Linked DNA regions of Homo sapiens: regions 1, 2, 3 and 5 are each linked to region 4. The links are chromatin contacts, found by Hi-C or POLR2A ChIA-PET in ENCODE. All regions are on one chromosome and are shown on one strand. Each heading gives the region's core, a stretch centred on a gene start or an enhancer-like site at or near the end of the contact. The rest is flanking DNA. Distances are from core to core; before and after follow the strand shown. Region 1 holds the start of VILL (villin like). Region 2 holds the start of RPL14 (ribosomal protein L14). Region 3 holds the start of DLEC1 (DLEC1 cilia and flagella associated protein). Region 4 holds the start of SLC25A38 (solute carrier family 25 member 38). Region 5 holds the start of ACAA1 (acetyl-CoA acyltransferase 1).

Evidence for each region. Hi-C counts contacts between places; a loop is a spot of excess contacts on that map. ChIA-PET counts read pairs that join two places held with the same protein, here RNA polymerase II (POLR2A). Pooled maps may share reads with other maps.
Region 1: a loop to region 4 is called in a map of B cell, with 6 times the contacts of the local background. The contact joins the promoter of VILL here to the promoter of SLC25A38 in region 4. A Hi-C loop is called at or near these places in 3 of 168 maps with a recorded cell type or tissue (B cell, CD4-positive, alpha-beta T cell and naive thymus-derived CD4-positive, alpha-beta T cell), 2 of 37 single-sample maps with no recorded cell type and 9 of 50 pooled maps.
Region 2: a map of CD8-positive, alpha-beta T cell shows a loop between it and region 4 (10-fold over the local background). The contact joins the promoter of RPL14 here to the promoter of SLC25A38 in region 4. A Hi-C loop is called at or near these places in 10 of 168 maps with a recorded cell type or tissue (CD4-positive, alpha-beta T cell, CD4-positive, alpha-beta memory T cell, CD8-positive, alpha-beta T cell and 6 more), 1 of 37 single-sample maps with no recorded cell type and 19 of 50 pooled maps. POLR2A ChIA-PET finds 5 or more read pairs at or near these places in 1 of 52 experiments (activated CD4-positive, alpha-beta T cell).
Region 3: a loop to region 4 is called in a pooled map, with 8 times the contacts of the local background. The contact joins the promoter of DLEC1 here to the promoter of SLC25A38 in region 4. A Hi-C loop is called at or near these places in 3 of 168 maps with a recorded cell type or tissue (B cell, CD8-positive, alpha-beta T cell and naive thymus-derived CD4-positive, alpha-beta T cell), 1 of 37 single-sample maps with no recorded cell type and 12 of 50 pooled maps.
Region 5: a map of B cell shows a loop between it and region 4 (10-fold over the local background). The contact joins the promoter of ACAA1 here to the promoter of SLC25A38 in region 4. A Hi-C loop is called at or near these places in 3 of 168 maps with a recorded cell type or tissue (B cell, PC-3 and naive thymus-derived CD4-positive, alpha-beta T cell), 4 of 37 single-sample maps with no recorded cell type and 14 of 50 pooled maps.

The regions. Positions count from the first base shown.
Region 1 is chr3:37,989,478-37,992,177 of GRCh38, forward strand. VILL (villin like) reads left to right here and starts at 1,309. Exons shown (of 20, transcript NM_015873.4): 1 at 1,309-1,352.
Region 2 is chr3:40,455,911-40,458,610 of GRCh38, forward strand. It overlaps RPL14 (ribosomal protein L14), which reads left to right and starts at 1,429. Exons shown (of 6, transcript NM_001034996.3): 1 at 1,429-1,564; 2 at 1,980-2,081. The coding sequence starts at 1,562. RefSeq lists an enhancer at 1,228-1,522 and a silencer at 1,665-1,714.
Region 3 is chr3:38,037,882-38,040,581 of GRCh38, forward strand. It overlaps DLEC1 (DLEC1 cilia and flagella associated protein), which reads left to right and starts at 1,327. Exons shown (of 37, transcript NM_007335.4): 1 at 1,327-1,755. The coding sequence starts at 1,345. RefSeq lists enhancers at 1,392-1,601, 1,892-2,121.
Region 4 is chr3:39,381,963-39,384,662 of GRCh38, forward strand. It overlaps SLC25A38 (solute carrier family 25 member 38), which reads left to right and starts at 1,408. Exons shown (of 7, transcript NM_017875.4): 1 at 1,408-1,831. The coding sequence starts at 1,763. It overlaps LOC105377644 (a long non-coding RNA gene), which reads right to left and starts at 2,363. Exons shown (of 3, transcript XR_007096252.1): 1 at 2,279-2,363; 2 at 991-1,082. RefSeq lists enhancers at 1,717-1,896, 1,917-2,016, 2,027-2,076, 2,547-2,616 and a silencer at 2,307-2,456.
Region 5 is chr3:38,135,758-38,138,457 of GRCh38, forward strand. It overlaps ACAA1 (acetyl-CoA acyltransferase 1), which reads right to left and starts at 1,370. Exons shown (of 12, transcript NM_001607.4): 1 at 1,108-1,370; 2 at 835-928. The coding sequence starts at 1,278. RefSeq lists enhancers at 2,485-2,700, 2,588-2,700.

The DNA.
Region 1 (2,700 bases), core at 59-2,558, 1.4 Mb before region 4:
GAGTGAGAGGGGAAGGAACAATGGTGACTGAACTGACTGCCGCTTGGTTGACAGCGGGCATTGGTGACTTAGGAAAGAGCCATTGCCAGGGAATTCAAGAACAAACAGAGCGGGTGGGCTGAGGGGAGATGGGGGAAGAGTCGGTGGGAAGAAGTGAGGACACAGAGTCTTCCTGGGCACAGAGACAAAAAGGGACAGGGAAACGGGTATGCACAGGTACAGTGGACACACTGCCACTGTCACAGACAGGGTCCCTGTCCCAAGTGGGGATCAGACAGACATGCCAGGATACAGGCACACACATGAGGTCGGACAGGCAATGGCACACATGGGGACGAGCCAAATGCCTGTGACACAGGCATCCCTTCACACACAGGGACCCTGCATTGTGTCTGTTAAACACAGTCACACACTAGCTGTAGGTCTTGCTGGACACAGACTGCCCCCGAGTCCCCAAGTCCCCAGACCCCTGTAACAGAGACCTTTGTGGGGTGAAGACTGAACACAGGGAGAGGGTCTTGGGCAGTGGGCAGGCTTTAGCAGCGTGGCTTTGATGGGATGGCCCACGCTGGCTGGGCCTTGGCTGGGACTGAGGCCCTAAGCCGCCAAGAGGAGGTTGTGCCCCTGGAGTTTCTGGAAGGCTCTGTTTGCAGCCCCTCCACCCCACAGTGAGAGAGAGAGAGTGGCAGTGGAGTGGCAGCTGAGGTGAGGGAGAGGTGTCTTCGCTGCAAGAGCTGGACTGGCCTCTCCCATGATGGGTATCAGGGTTCCCTGAGGAGGGCTGTGCCAGGCAGTGAGCTCACATTTGGGTAGGGACAGCAGAAATATCTAGAGGGAGCCCTGACCACCTTCCCCTCCTGAAGTGAGCTGGGTCTCACAGAGCCTGACCCCACAGCCCCCAGCCTTGGTCCTACTTCCTCCTAAAGTTTGCTGGAGTGGCCTGGCCCTCTTGGTCCAGGCGGAGCCCACCACTCCGGGTGAGGGATCAGGGGCCCATCTAGTACTCCAGAGAAGGAAATCCCAGTATCTTCCACACCCCACCTCTTAGCCCAGTCCAGGCCTCCATCCCCTGCTCTCTCTGGCCACTGGTACCCAGGCAGTGAGACCTGGGAGACTTAACCATAGCCCTGGGGAGGGCGCTGGTCCCGACGGCTTGCTCGATATTTGTTGACTGGCTGACTAAGTGAATGCCTAGCCCGCTGAGCACTGTGTGGTGGGGTGTGTCCTGCAGGGCAGGAGCTAGGATTGAGTTACAGTGGTGGGGACCAGGAGTAGGGAGGCAGAGACTGGCCCCGTGCCAGGCCTAGCACTGCCCACAGGCAGGGCGAAGGCGCGGGAGCAGTTTCCAGCAGGTAGGCCTGGGCAGAGAGTTGGGGGGCGGGGGTTTCCAGGGAACCAGTGGGGCAGAGTGGGCTATTCAAGTCAAGGGCATAGAGCATAGGGTCCCAGGGCTCAGGGCCACAGAGCCTCCGCGGCAGAATTGGGAGGCGGCAGCAGCCCAGCAGGTGAAAACACTGATGGGGCAGGGCAGCTGTGGCCGGCAGCCCAAGGGGAAGAAAGTGGCAGATTTTGTAGATGGGCAGGGAAGTCCGTGGCCCACAAATTCAGTGTGCCTGCCCCCAACCCTGGCCCCATCCTCCTTTCCCCTCACTCTAGAGGGCGGCACCACTCCCTGCTCCATGGAAACTGAGCAAGGTAATCTCGGGCTCCCTTCAAAGGTACCCACAAAAGAAGGAAGGGCTCCTGTAGGGAGAGAAAGAGGCACTGGAGGAGGGAGAAAGCGAGGAGAGAGGAGGCACCCAGGGACACGAGGGGCAGGGGGAGAGAAGAGGGGGTGTGTGAAGCGGGTAGGGAGTGCCCCGGGAAAGAGAGGGGAGCCTGGGGAAGAGAAGGAAAGACCTGGGGAGGAGGGTGGGGAGGGAGAGAGGGAGGGGTGTAGGGGAAGACAGGGAACCAGGAAAGGAGGAGGTGCCTGGGGAGGAAAAATGGGAGAAAAAGGGAAGGATCCCAGGGGAGAGGGGAAATCAGAGGGGAGAAAGAAGAACCAGGGGGAGGCAGGGGCACCCAGTGGGGACAGAGGGAAACCCTGGAAAAGCGGAGGCGTGGGGCATGGGGAGAGAAAGGGAAACCAGGGAAGGAATTGGGCATCCGGAAGAGAAAGGGGCCCTGAGTGGAGGAAGTGCACCCCCAGGGAAGAGAAGGAGGGCTTCTAGGAGAAGGGAGAGGACCAGGGATAGGAGGGTTCCCACTTGGGAAGGTGGTGAAAGGGAGTTCCCCAGAGGAAAGAGGGCAGGAGGGTTTGGGAGGCTGGAGGGGGCACTGTGGGGGGTTCCCCTGAGGAAAGAGGGCAGGAGGGCTTGGGAGGCTGGAGGTGGCACTGTGGGGAGGGAGGAGGCCCCCAATCTTTGAGCACCCATTCCTCCCTGGAGTCCAGGTGAAAGAGAATGAACACAGGTGCCATGCGAGTGCGACCTCAGCCCTGGCAGCTGAGGGCTTGGCTCTACGGGCTGGGGCTGGATATCAGACGGGCTCCCGGACCCCTGGGGGCGATGCTGCCTCTCCCAGTGACACCAGCCGAGTCCCAACTTTTTGGCTGCCAGTTTGACTTTCCAGTCCCCCATGTGCCCTGGTTGACACTGTTCTGAGGCCATCCAGTAGTCTTTCTGGCACTCTGTCACCATGTTGTACTCTTCCATGAGC
Region 2 (2,700 bases), core at 179-2,678, 1.1 Mb after region 4:
TTTGTGTGTGCGTATATATATAGAGAGAGAGAGAGTGAAGAGAGAGAGAATGTATTCTGATGTGATGCACCAAGGACATAGCATTTCTACCAAAAATTCACTATCTGAATCCAATGAGGAAAACTCCAACAAACCCATGTTACAAATTTAACAGTTAAATCTAAAACTATCAGTTAAAGACTAGAGACCTGATAAATAATTGCAATTTGTAATCCTCCATTAGATCAAGAGCCTGGAAAAACAATTTTTTTTCCCATTTGCTCCAAGGAACATAGGAGCAACAACTTATAAATTTGAATAAGGACTGAAGGTTAGATAATAGTACTATTGCAATATCAATTTCCTGATTTTGATAAGTGTACTGATGACATAAGAGAATCTCTCTGTTGTTAGGAAATACACATTTTAAGAACGTATAGATAGGCTGGGCATGGTGGCTCACGCCGGTAATCCCAACACTTTGGAAGGCCGAGACGAGAGGATCGTCTTCACTCAGAAGTTAGAGGCTGCAGGGAACCATGATCGCGCCACTGCACTCCAGCCTGAGCGACTGAGGGAGACCCTGTCTCTATAAAAGAATGTAACGCCAGGCACGGCGGCTCACGCCTGTAATCCCAGCACTTTAGGAAGCTGAGGGAGGCAGATCACGAGGTCAGGAGTTCGAGACCAGCCTGGCCAACATAGTGAAACCCTGTCTCTACTAAAAATGCAAAAAAATTAGCCGGCCATGGTGGCGCGCGCCTGTAGTCCCGGCTACTTGGGAGGCTGAGGCTGGAGAATCACTTGAACCCGGGAGGCGGAGGTTGCGGTGAGCCAAGCCCCCGCCACTGCACTCCAACCTGGGCAACAGACCGAGACTCCGTCTTTAAAAAAAAAAAAATGTAGCGATAGAAGGACATCATGTCGGCAATTTCCTTTCAAATGATATAGCACATGCAAAACGTTAACATTTGTGGAATCTAGAAGGGTTTGTGGGAATTATTTGTACTAGTTTAGCAATATTTCTGTAACTGTGAATTACTTGAAAATGAAAGGTTAACAAAGTTACTGAGATTAGGAGAGAACGTGAGGAGCGAACAGACCTAGCCATGAATAACCAACAAATAAAACTCGAGGAAATAAAAAGGAACTCAAATGGCATGCGACCAACGGAAGACATAGCTTCTGTACTCTTAACCCTAAATTACTAAGCGATGACCCTCCTGCAGCTTTCTAATCCAAATCACCAAAAACAATCTCGCCGCCCAACTTTGCCAAAAAGCAACTTAACGCCAGCCGACTCCGCCATGTTTTCCCAGTGAGCTTGCGAGCGCGTGCGTACGCACGCACGCACGCACGCACCAACCAATCGGTGCTCACGTCGGTGACTCGTTACCGCAGGGGCGGTGCGTTCTTCTACACATGCGCAGGGTTGGGCGGGTCTTCTTCCTTCTCGCCTAACGCCGCCAACATGGTGAGTCTTACTGTTGCGGGCTCCGGGGCCGTCGACCATGCCGCTCGACCTCCACCTCCGCTGGGAAGCTGAGGCGCCAAACGGCTCCCAGAGGGTCCCGGGAAGCGCATGGTGAGGGTCCCCGGGCCGGCTGTGCAGCGGAATCGGGCCCTTCCCGGACTCGCGCCCTTCCCGGACTCGCCGCTGGCGAGCGCGTGGAGGGCCCGGCAGGCCTGGCGCGCCTTGGGCCACGCGTGCGCGCCTCCGCCGCTGGAGCTGGATGGCTGATGCGGCTCGTGGTCCGAGAGCCTTGTCCTGCCGTGTGGGCCTTGCGGACCTGGGAGCTGGCGGGCGTTGGGAACCGGGCTTAAGCTACTGAGGCGTTTGCTGATTTCGTCCATCCAGGTTGGCGCCTGGCTCTCGGGCGTTTGTTCCCTGCAGCATTCTTTTTCGCTGAATTTAACCATGTTGTCTTTAGCTGCAGAAGGTGACATATGTAGCGAGTATTTCTAAGTAAGTTTCACTGTCCTTTCTCCTCCAATTTTAGGTGTTCAGGCGCTTCGTGGAGGTTGGCCGGGTGGCCTATGTCTCCTTTGGACCTCATGCCGGAAAATTGGTCGCGATTGTAGATGTTATTGATCAGAACAGGGTAAGTGTCACAACTTTTTACTAAACATGGCAGTGGACATGTGCCCTGCAGATGGCAATAATGAATTGTCTCGATGGCTGTGTAAGATGAGGATGCTATGGGTAGTCGCTTTATTTTACCATTGAGGAAACAGGTAATGGTACGGGTTTTAAGCACAGCCTGAAGTTAGCTATTAGTATTGAATTTCAGTATTAGCCACTTAAGCTAGAGCCAGTTATAGGCTGAAACGTTGGTTAGTTTTAAATGAGTTACTATACGTAAAGTGAGTTTAGAACAGATCCAGCACGTAGAAAGCACTTTTGTATTTACTGCTGTGTATTTGAAACAAGCAAACTAAGGAGTTGACCACTGACTATAAATCAGCAGGGATCAGAGTCCTAAAGTTGCCTGTAAATTACATGTGGTTGGTTTCTATGGGGTACTATATAGTTTAAGAAGGAGCATTTAATGATGTGGAGAAATGTTTGTGTTGAGCAAAAGACATACATATATATAACCCAGATAGGACAATCCTTGTCTTTTCTGAGCAATTTATTAAAATAGTAGTGTGGGTTTGATGGCCCTGAACGGATAAGTAATGTTACAGAACCATCTGACCATTTTAATTGCTGTTAGATTT
Region 3 (2,700 bases), core at 77-2,576, 1.3 Mb before region 4:
ATCACCTGTGAGCAAAAGCCATGGTGTGCAAATGACAACAGTCAATGTGATGTTATGCTGCTGCCCTGGACAAATGCAGTCCTCTTTTCCATCTCAGTGATGCTGTCATCACCCCCCTGATTGCACACACAGGATACCTGGGAGTCATTCTTGGTGCCTGTTTCTTACCTCCCATTATCCACCAGCAAGTCTTATCAATTCTACTTTTTGGATCTATCTCCAATCCAGTTCCCTCTCTCTCATCCAATCTCCCTTCATCTCTTTCCTAACTTCTGTGCTAGTTTCCTAACTGAACTTCCTGATGCCTCTTGCCTCTCCTGTCTATTCTCATAGCAATCAGAATGATCTTAGTAAAACAGAGCTGACCATGACATGCCCCAGCTTAAGACCCTTGATGAACCTCCTACTGCCCTCAAAATAAAGTCCAAATTCCCTATTGTGGCCTACCAACCCACTTATGATCTGGCCCTAACCTATCAGTGTCATTCCTCCACCCTCACACTCTTTAAGTTCCACTCCTCCTGAATTTCATTCCGTCCTTCCCACATTTTTAAATATTTTGTAAAGATGGGGTCTCCCTATGTTGCCCAGGCTGGTCTCAAACTCCTGGCTTCAAGTGATCCTCGTGCCTCAGCCTCCCAAAGTGTTGGGATTACAGGTGTGAGCCACCACACACACGCTCTTATTTAGGTACTTTTTTGTTTTTTGTCATTCTACTAACTGTAGTACTGCATTGTGGTTTTAATTTCCACTTCTTTGATGACTAATGATGTTCAGTCTACTCCTTCTTTGAAATCTCTGCTTGGTTTTCATTTGTTCCAAGAAGTAATCGCTCCTTCTACAGACTAAGTTCCTGTCCTCCTTTGTAGTTCCATGACAACCAATATTTATCTCCACCTTGGCCTTAACCCACTAAAGTACAGTTGTTTTACTTTTACCTCCACACCCACCGCCATCATCACAAACACACACATACACGACTGTGCACTTCCTGAAGGCAGAAGCAGCATCATACTTCTTTGGTATCTTCAGCAATCAGCACAGACCTGAAACACAATCTTTACACAATAAATATGATGAGTGAATGAACAGTTGCTTAACAAATTAAAGAATGGATGAAGGTAGGTAGTTAGGTACAAGGTTTTGCAGATAGGCCTGGCTGTGTCAATTAAACCTTTCTTCATGGGTCCTCACACTTAGTAAGCTCACTTTTAAAAGGACAATGCTGAAGACACAAATGTTTACAATGACCACAGCGATGACGGGATCCGAGAGAAAGGCAAGGCGGAAGGGGTGAGGCCGGAAGCCGAAGTGCCGCAGGGAGTTAGCGGCGTCTCGGTTGCCATGGAGACCAGGAGCTCCAAAACGCGGAGGTCTTTAGCGTCCCGGACCAACGAGTGCCAGGGGACAATGTGGGCGCCAACTTCGCCACCAGCCGGGTCCAGCAGCCCCAGCCAGCCCACCTGGAAGTCCTCCTTGTATTCCTCCCTCGCCTACTCTGAGGCCTTCCACTACAGCTTCGCAGCCCGGCCCCGCCGCCTCACGCAGCTTGCGCTGGCGCAGCGTCCCGAGCCTCAGCTGCTTCGTCTGCGCCCCTCCTCGCTGCGCACCCAAGATATCTCGCACTTGCTCACCGGCGTCTTCCGCAACTTGTACTCAGCCGAGGTCATCGGCGACGAAGTGAGCGCAAGCTTGATCAAGGCCCGCGGCAGCGAGAATGAGCGCCACGAGGAGTTCGTGGACCAGCTGCAGCAGGTAACGTGGCGGTGGCGTCGCGTCTGCGGACGGTGCCGGGGTCTCAGCGCTCGGCACGCGTCAGCACCTGCCAGGTGCCAGGCGCTGTTCCAGGATCTGGGGCTGCAGTTGAGAAACAGCCCATCATGCCGAAGTGGGCCCGACATTCTAGTGGAAGGACGCTCTATCCATACACACACATGCGCAAATACCACACATACCACACAACGTGCGGCATATATCTGTAGCACCTGTCTATATTTCTCTAGACACATACGTTATATATTGCATATATCAATGAACGACTGCGGCAGACCGCTGAATAGTTGTTCCATGGAGAGGATAAAGCCAAAAGTCACCCGGCTTTGGGGTGCCTTTGTATCACAAACCACAATCTTGACTGGGCCATTCATGCGCAGATTTTAGGAAGCGTGTCTAGCCTCTAGAACAGCAACTCTGCTTCCTCATCTGTACAAGGAGAAAACCAGCTGACTCGCGGCCTCTGTGCTGAGTCGGCCTCTGCTGGCCACACTACTGAAGACTCCCTTAAACTTGTGGGCACTCCTCCCATACCCGATCCTTTACCCCGGTGTGCTTCCTGCCTCTCAGATCTTCTTCTTCTCCTTTCTGTTCTGTCCTCTACCTGCCCCTTAAGTGACATGCATCCCACGTCGTTAGCTTCAGTCATTCCTTCACTTAACACATTTGTTGAATGTCTGCTGGGTGTCATACTCTGTTCTAGGCAGTGGGGATTCAGCAGTGAATAAAAACGCCAGTGTTCGGGCACACCCACACTCACACACGCAACCTGTCCTCTGTAGCTTTCAACCTAACTGAGGTAGATAGACATTAACAAAATGAATACCTATACAGTATGTGAGATACTTACAGGACCAGTCTCGCCGCCTCCACGGGTTATAGGCTTCTTAAAGTGCAGCCAGAGCCCCTGGCTGGGATCCTGTACTC
Region 4 (2,700 bases), core at 158-2,657:
AGGTTTGTAATTTTGTTTCGTTTTGTTTTTTGAGATGGAGTCTCGCTCTGTCGCCCAGGCTGCAGTGCAGTGGCACGATCTCGGCCCACTGCAAGCTCCACTTCCTGGGTTCACGCCATTCTCCTGCTTCAGCCTCCCGAGTAGCTGGGACTACAGGCGCCTGCCACCACACCCGGCTATATTTTTAGCAGAGACGGGATTTCACCATGTTAGCCAGGATGGTCTCGATCTCCTGACCTCGTGATCGGCTCGCCTCGGCCTCCCAAAGTGCTGGGATTACAGGCGTGAGCCACCGCACCCGGCCTGTAATTTTTTTTTTTTTTTTAATGTTTATACTTTCCTTAATCCTTTCTGGGAATAACCTCCTCTGGGACCACTTTCCTTCCTGTTCTATGTACCTCAGAAGCACAGGAATGAAGCCTGAAAAAATATTATCTTGCTCCCTAAGTCACTTTCCTTTCTGATCTAGTTCTTGGGTGATGAATGAAGGTGGAAAGTAGCGAAGGTTGCTATGAAAAGCTTGGACTTTATTACCAGGGCCACTGCATTTTCAACAGGAGTGTCAGGATCCCAGCAGTAATGCTTTTCCATGGATCAGCCAGACAGGCATAAGGGGAAGTTGGGAGACCAAAAAAGCCATTGACAGATTCCAGGTGAGCAATAAACCAGAATTTTGACCAACTAGACCAGCGCTGTCCTACAGAAATGTAATGGGAGCCACATGTTAAAGTTTAAATGTTTTACTAGCCACATTTAAAAAGAAACACATGAAGTTATTATTATTTGTTTTAGAGACGGGGTCTTGCTTTGTCGTCCACGCTGGTCTCCAACTCCTTGGCTCCCTCAAGCAATCCTCCAGACTAGGCCTCACAAAGTGCTGAGATTACAGGCCTGGGCCACTGCCCCCGGCCTGAAGTTAATTTTAATATTTCACCTAACCCAATATATCCAAAATATCATTTCAACATATAAAAATTATTGAGATTTTACCTCACCAGTCTTAGACATCCAGCGTGTGGTTTATGCATACAGTACATATCAATTCCACACTAAATTTTCAGCATTTAAAGGGAAATATGGTCCTGAAAAAAAAACAACAAAACAAAAAAACGCCTGTTTAAGGAGAAAGCATTCCACACTGCTTGTTTTAATATAATTAAAATTAATGTATCAATTAATAAATCAATAGCCCACGTTGGCTAGTGGCTGCCTTACTGGGCAGACCAGGTCTGGATTGTAAATACGTTCAGACGTTCCACGCAAAAGCAAAGTTCCCTGCAGACGCTCCATTAAGTTCTGGGTGCAAGGAAGCGCGGATCCTTCAGTTCTGGGCGTTTTCACCAGGTGGCACTCAGAACACCCTCACGTGACAAGCGTCCCACCCGGAAGCGAAATCTCCCCTTCTACAGAGTTCCTCCGGCGCTTCCTCCACCCCGGGATACACAGAACCTCATCTCCTACGGTGCTGAAGCCTGCAGCAGGGCAGGATGGGCAGGAGAGCAGAGCCGCGGAGTCTGCGGCGCGGGTGAAGAGCGGCGCGTAATTCCCGCAGCAAGATTGTTCCGCGCCCGCAGCCCCTGGACTAGCAGGATCCGAACCCCGGCGGCTGCGTGCTTATAGGCGCAGACGTCAGAGAGCCCGCGGCTTAAAGCGCGTCGCCTGGCTAGCGCCACCCCCTAGCCTTCTTCAAGGCCTCCAGGGCTGGGCCCAAGCGCCCGTCGACGGCACCCTGGGCCCAGAGGACTCGCGGGCCTCATCTCCAATGATTCAGAACTCACGTCCGTCGCTGCTGCAACCCCAAGATGTCGGAGACACGGTGGAAACGCTTATGGTGAGGGCACTGCGGGGAAGGAAGGGCAGGGGTCCGAACCGCGGGCTCGGGCCGGAGAATTCGGGGCGTTGCTAAGGCTCGGCTACCCTTTTCCGCGCCCCAGGGTGCGCTCAGGATTTAGGATGCGGCGGGAGAGGAGTCTGACTAAGGGAATTGAGAAGGGGGCAGGGAGTGAGGAGAGGCCAGGAGCTGCAGGCCAGCCCTGGGGGCAGGCGCTGTAGGGCCGATGTCCCGGTAAAGGGCGGAATTGCCGGGGCCTGGACTGGACGCGTGCCGGGGAGTGTGCCCGCGCGGCCCCCACAAGGTGCGAGTAGGCTGCCAGGTGGAAGGGCACCCGGGCAGATTTGGGACGGTCACAAGGCCTGATAATAGCGCTGACGCTGAGAAGCCGTTGATGCCGCAGCGAGCTGGCCGGGTAGCGCTGTGCGCCCGCGGGCGGCGGCCTACCTGGAGGGGCCAGTCGTGGCGGCACCCTTCCAGCCTGTTGGGACGGCGCGTGGTCCCCCAGCGACGCCACGCCTCCTCCGGCGTTCGATTGGTCATCGTGCCCGGGCCGCCGGGCCGCTATTGGTGGAGGCGGAGGCGGGGCTGGCGGCGTGGTTGCCCGGTAGGTGGAGTCGGGGTGCAACCAGTCTTTAGACGCTAAAGGCCTGAGGCCACTGCAGCTGCCGCAGCTCTCCCTCTGAGGTCTTGCGCCCGAGGTAGGGGCGGCTTTTATTTTTTTTTTTAATCCTTAAAGGCGGAGACGGCGGCGGTGGCGACTTTACGTTGACGTCTTTGAAAACCTGCTTACCTTTTTCAGGGCTCTCCAGCCCTCGCCTCCAGATGTGAATTGGACTTAGGATAGTTTTTTCAGGGCAGTAGGAATT
Region 5 (2,700 bases), core at 120-2,619, 1.2 Mb before region 4:
ATCTCAACTGCAAAGAGGCCTTCCTCTTTTACTAATACTCCTCAGCACCGACCCTTTACGGGTGTCTGCAAAGAGGCCTTCCTCTTTTACTAATACTCCTCAGCACAGACCCTTTACGGGTGTCGGGCTGGGGGACTGTAAGGTCTTTCCCTTCCCACTAGGCCATATCTCAGACAATCTCAGTGGGGGGAAACCTGGACAATACCCAGGCTTTCTTGGGCAGAGGTCCCTGCGGCCTTTCGCAGTGCACTGTGTACCTGGTTAATCGAGAATGGAGAATGGCGATGACTTTTACCAAGCATACTGCCTGCAAACAAATGGTTAACAAGCCACATCCTGCACAGCCCTAAATCCCTCAAACCTTGATTCAATACAGCACATGTTTCTGTGAGCACAGGGTTGGGGCTAAGGCTACAGATTAACAGCATCTCAAGGCAGAAAAATTTTTCTTAGTACAGATCAAAATGGAGTTTCTTCTGTCTTCCTTTTCTACACAGACACAGTAACAGTCTGATCTCTCTTCCTTTCCCCCACACTGCCGCACTCCCCTTGCCGAGATAGTGAAAATAGTAATCAATAAATACTGAGGGAACTCGGAGACCGATGCCGGTCACCTGGGCCCACTCTACACTTTGTCTCTGCGTCTTATTTCTTTTCTCAGTCTCTCCTCCCATCTGACGAGAAATACCCACAGGTGTGAAGGGGCAGGACCCCTTCAAAGGTCAAGGCCATGGAGGTTCCCCCAGTGAAAATTCGGGGCGGGGAGGTGAGGAGAGCTCTGGACGAACGGAAGAACGGGGAAGGCCCAGCGCAGGGCCTGAGTGGTTCGCTCACCGACACAGATGTCCCCCAGCTGTTCCGGCCTCAGATTCACGTCCTTGAGAACCGCGGTCATGACTGCCGAGAGAAGCTCGTCGGGGGTGGTGTCCTGCAGCAGAAAGAGCAGCCGCAGTGACCCCCACTCCCCCATGCCCACCCCAGGGAGACAAAGCGACCACAGCTGGGTGCGGAGCTGCCTCCGGCGTCCAGGATAACCAAACATACGAACCGGACCCCAGCCCGCGCCGGCGTCTTCCCACACTCGGCGCCCAGACCCTCGGGCCTCACCTTGAAGCCGCCGCGGCCCGCCCGGCAGATGGCCGTGCGCCGCCCGTGCACCACCACCACGTCCGCGGCCGAGGCCTGCGGGGCACCGCTCAGGCAAGGCGCGGCCTGCGGCATCCAGCCGGAATCGGCCGGACCCCTCAGGTGGCCCAGCACTACCTGCAGCCTCTGCATTGCGCAGGTCAACCCTGCAGACCAGCCACCAGTCCGGGAACTGACCGCGGAGTTAACAGACAGCCGTCCGCACACGCGCAGAACCACATCTCAGCCTCCAAGGCCTCAACTCCGCCCACAGCTCTGCGAACAGACGCGAGCGACCCTCCAAAAGTCCCGTCCACCTCCAGCCTCAGCCAACCACAAGGAGAGTCGGCCTGGGAACCCGCCCCTCCCCGCCACCGCCTACCAAGCCCTCTATAGGAGGGCCCACAGGCACCGCCCAGCCGAGCTTTCCACTCAATGCCCCGCCTACCTTGGCCTACCGCAGCCAACCAGAAGGTGTATCTTTACGAATCCCCGCCCAGAAATGCAGACCGGAAGTCTTTCCACCTTTTGTAGCCAAACCCGAGACCTGACCCCCAAATCCCTGTCTCCTGCCCGCAGCCAAACGGAAGGCTGGGCAGCCAGGACCGCTTACTGCTTGGGGGCTGGAGATGGAAGCCGAGGCTCTAATTCCTCTACCCACTTCCTAGGAGGCTCTGCTATCCCTCCGGTCCCAGTACCCGAGCTGGGGGACCTAAATACTTCCGAGACGCCCGAGTCCTGCTCCGACGTGGTTGGGCTTTCCCATTCTTTCGAGAAGACAGGGAATTTGGGCTTCCGGGCTGGCCGGGAGAACAGATTTTACAGACATGCGGGGTGTGACAAGCTCTCTAACTGGAGAATGAACATTTCACACTTTTACCAGTTTTACACCCAATTGGAATGATTTTATTAGTGCCCATTTCCCGTGCTAGGCTGGGGTCTCCACCAAGGCAGAGAGGTACCATGTATCCGGGGAGCCTGCGACACCCTTGACACTTAGTAGATGATCAATAAGTACTTGTCGAATGAGTAAATGAATGAACCAGGGCTCCCCAGGTCAGGACTGTGTCCCTAAACCTAAAGGGCAAGGCCACGTGCCCCCTTGACTCCCAATAGCAGGGCCATGTCTTCACCTGAGACCCTGGAGAGTAGTGCTGGGCTTTCCACAGACACCAAAGGACAGGGTGCCTTGTGCTCCCCAACCTAGTGTCATGACGTCCCCAACCATTTCGAGGGCAGGGCCACGGCATGCCTCAGGCTCCAGAAGGCAGCTGTCCGTTTCCCACTCCCACCTCGGGGAGCACAGCAGGGGTCTTCCCATACCCCTACTGGCAGGATTGCGTGTTCCCCAGAGACAGTGGAGGGCAGAGCTGGTGCCTTCCCACTTGTCCCCTCCTCGCCATCCTCGAGGGCAGGACCGTATGAACCCCTCAGATTCCTCCGTGGAAGAACTGTGGCTCCACCAGATCCCAAAAAGCAAGGCCCGTTTCCTACAACCCCCGAAGGAGGGTCGTCCTCACTCCGCCGCCAACCTACTAGCACCATCACCAGACCCTCGAGGGCGGTGCCGTGGAC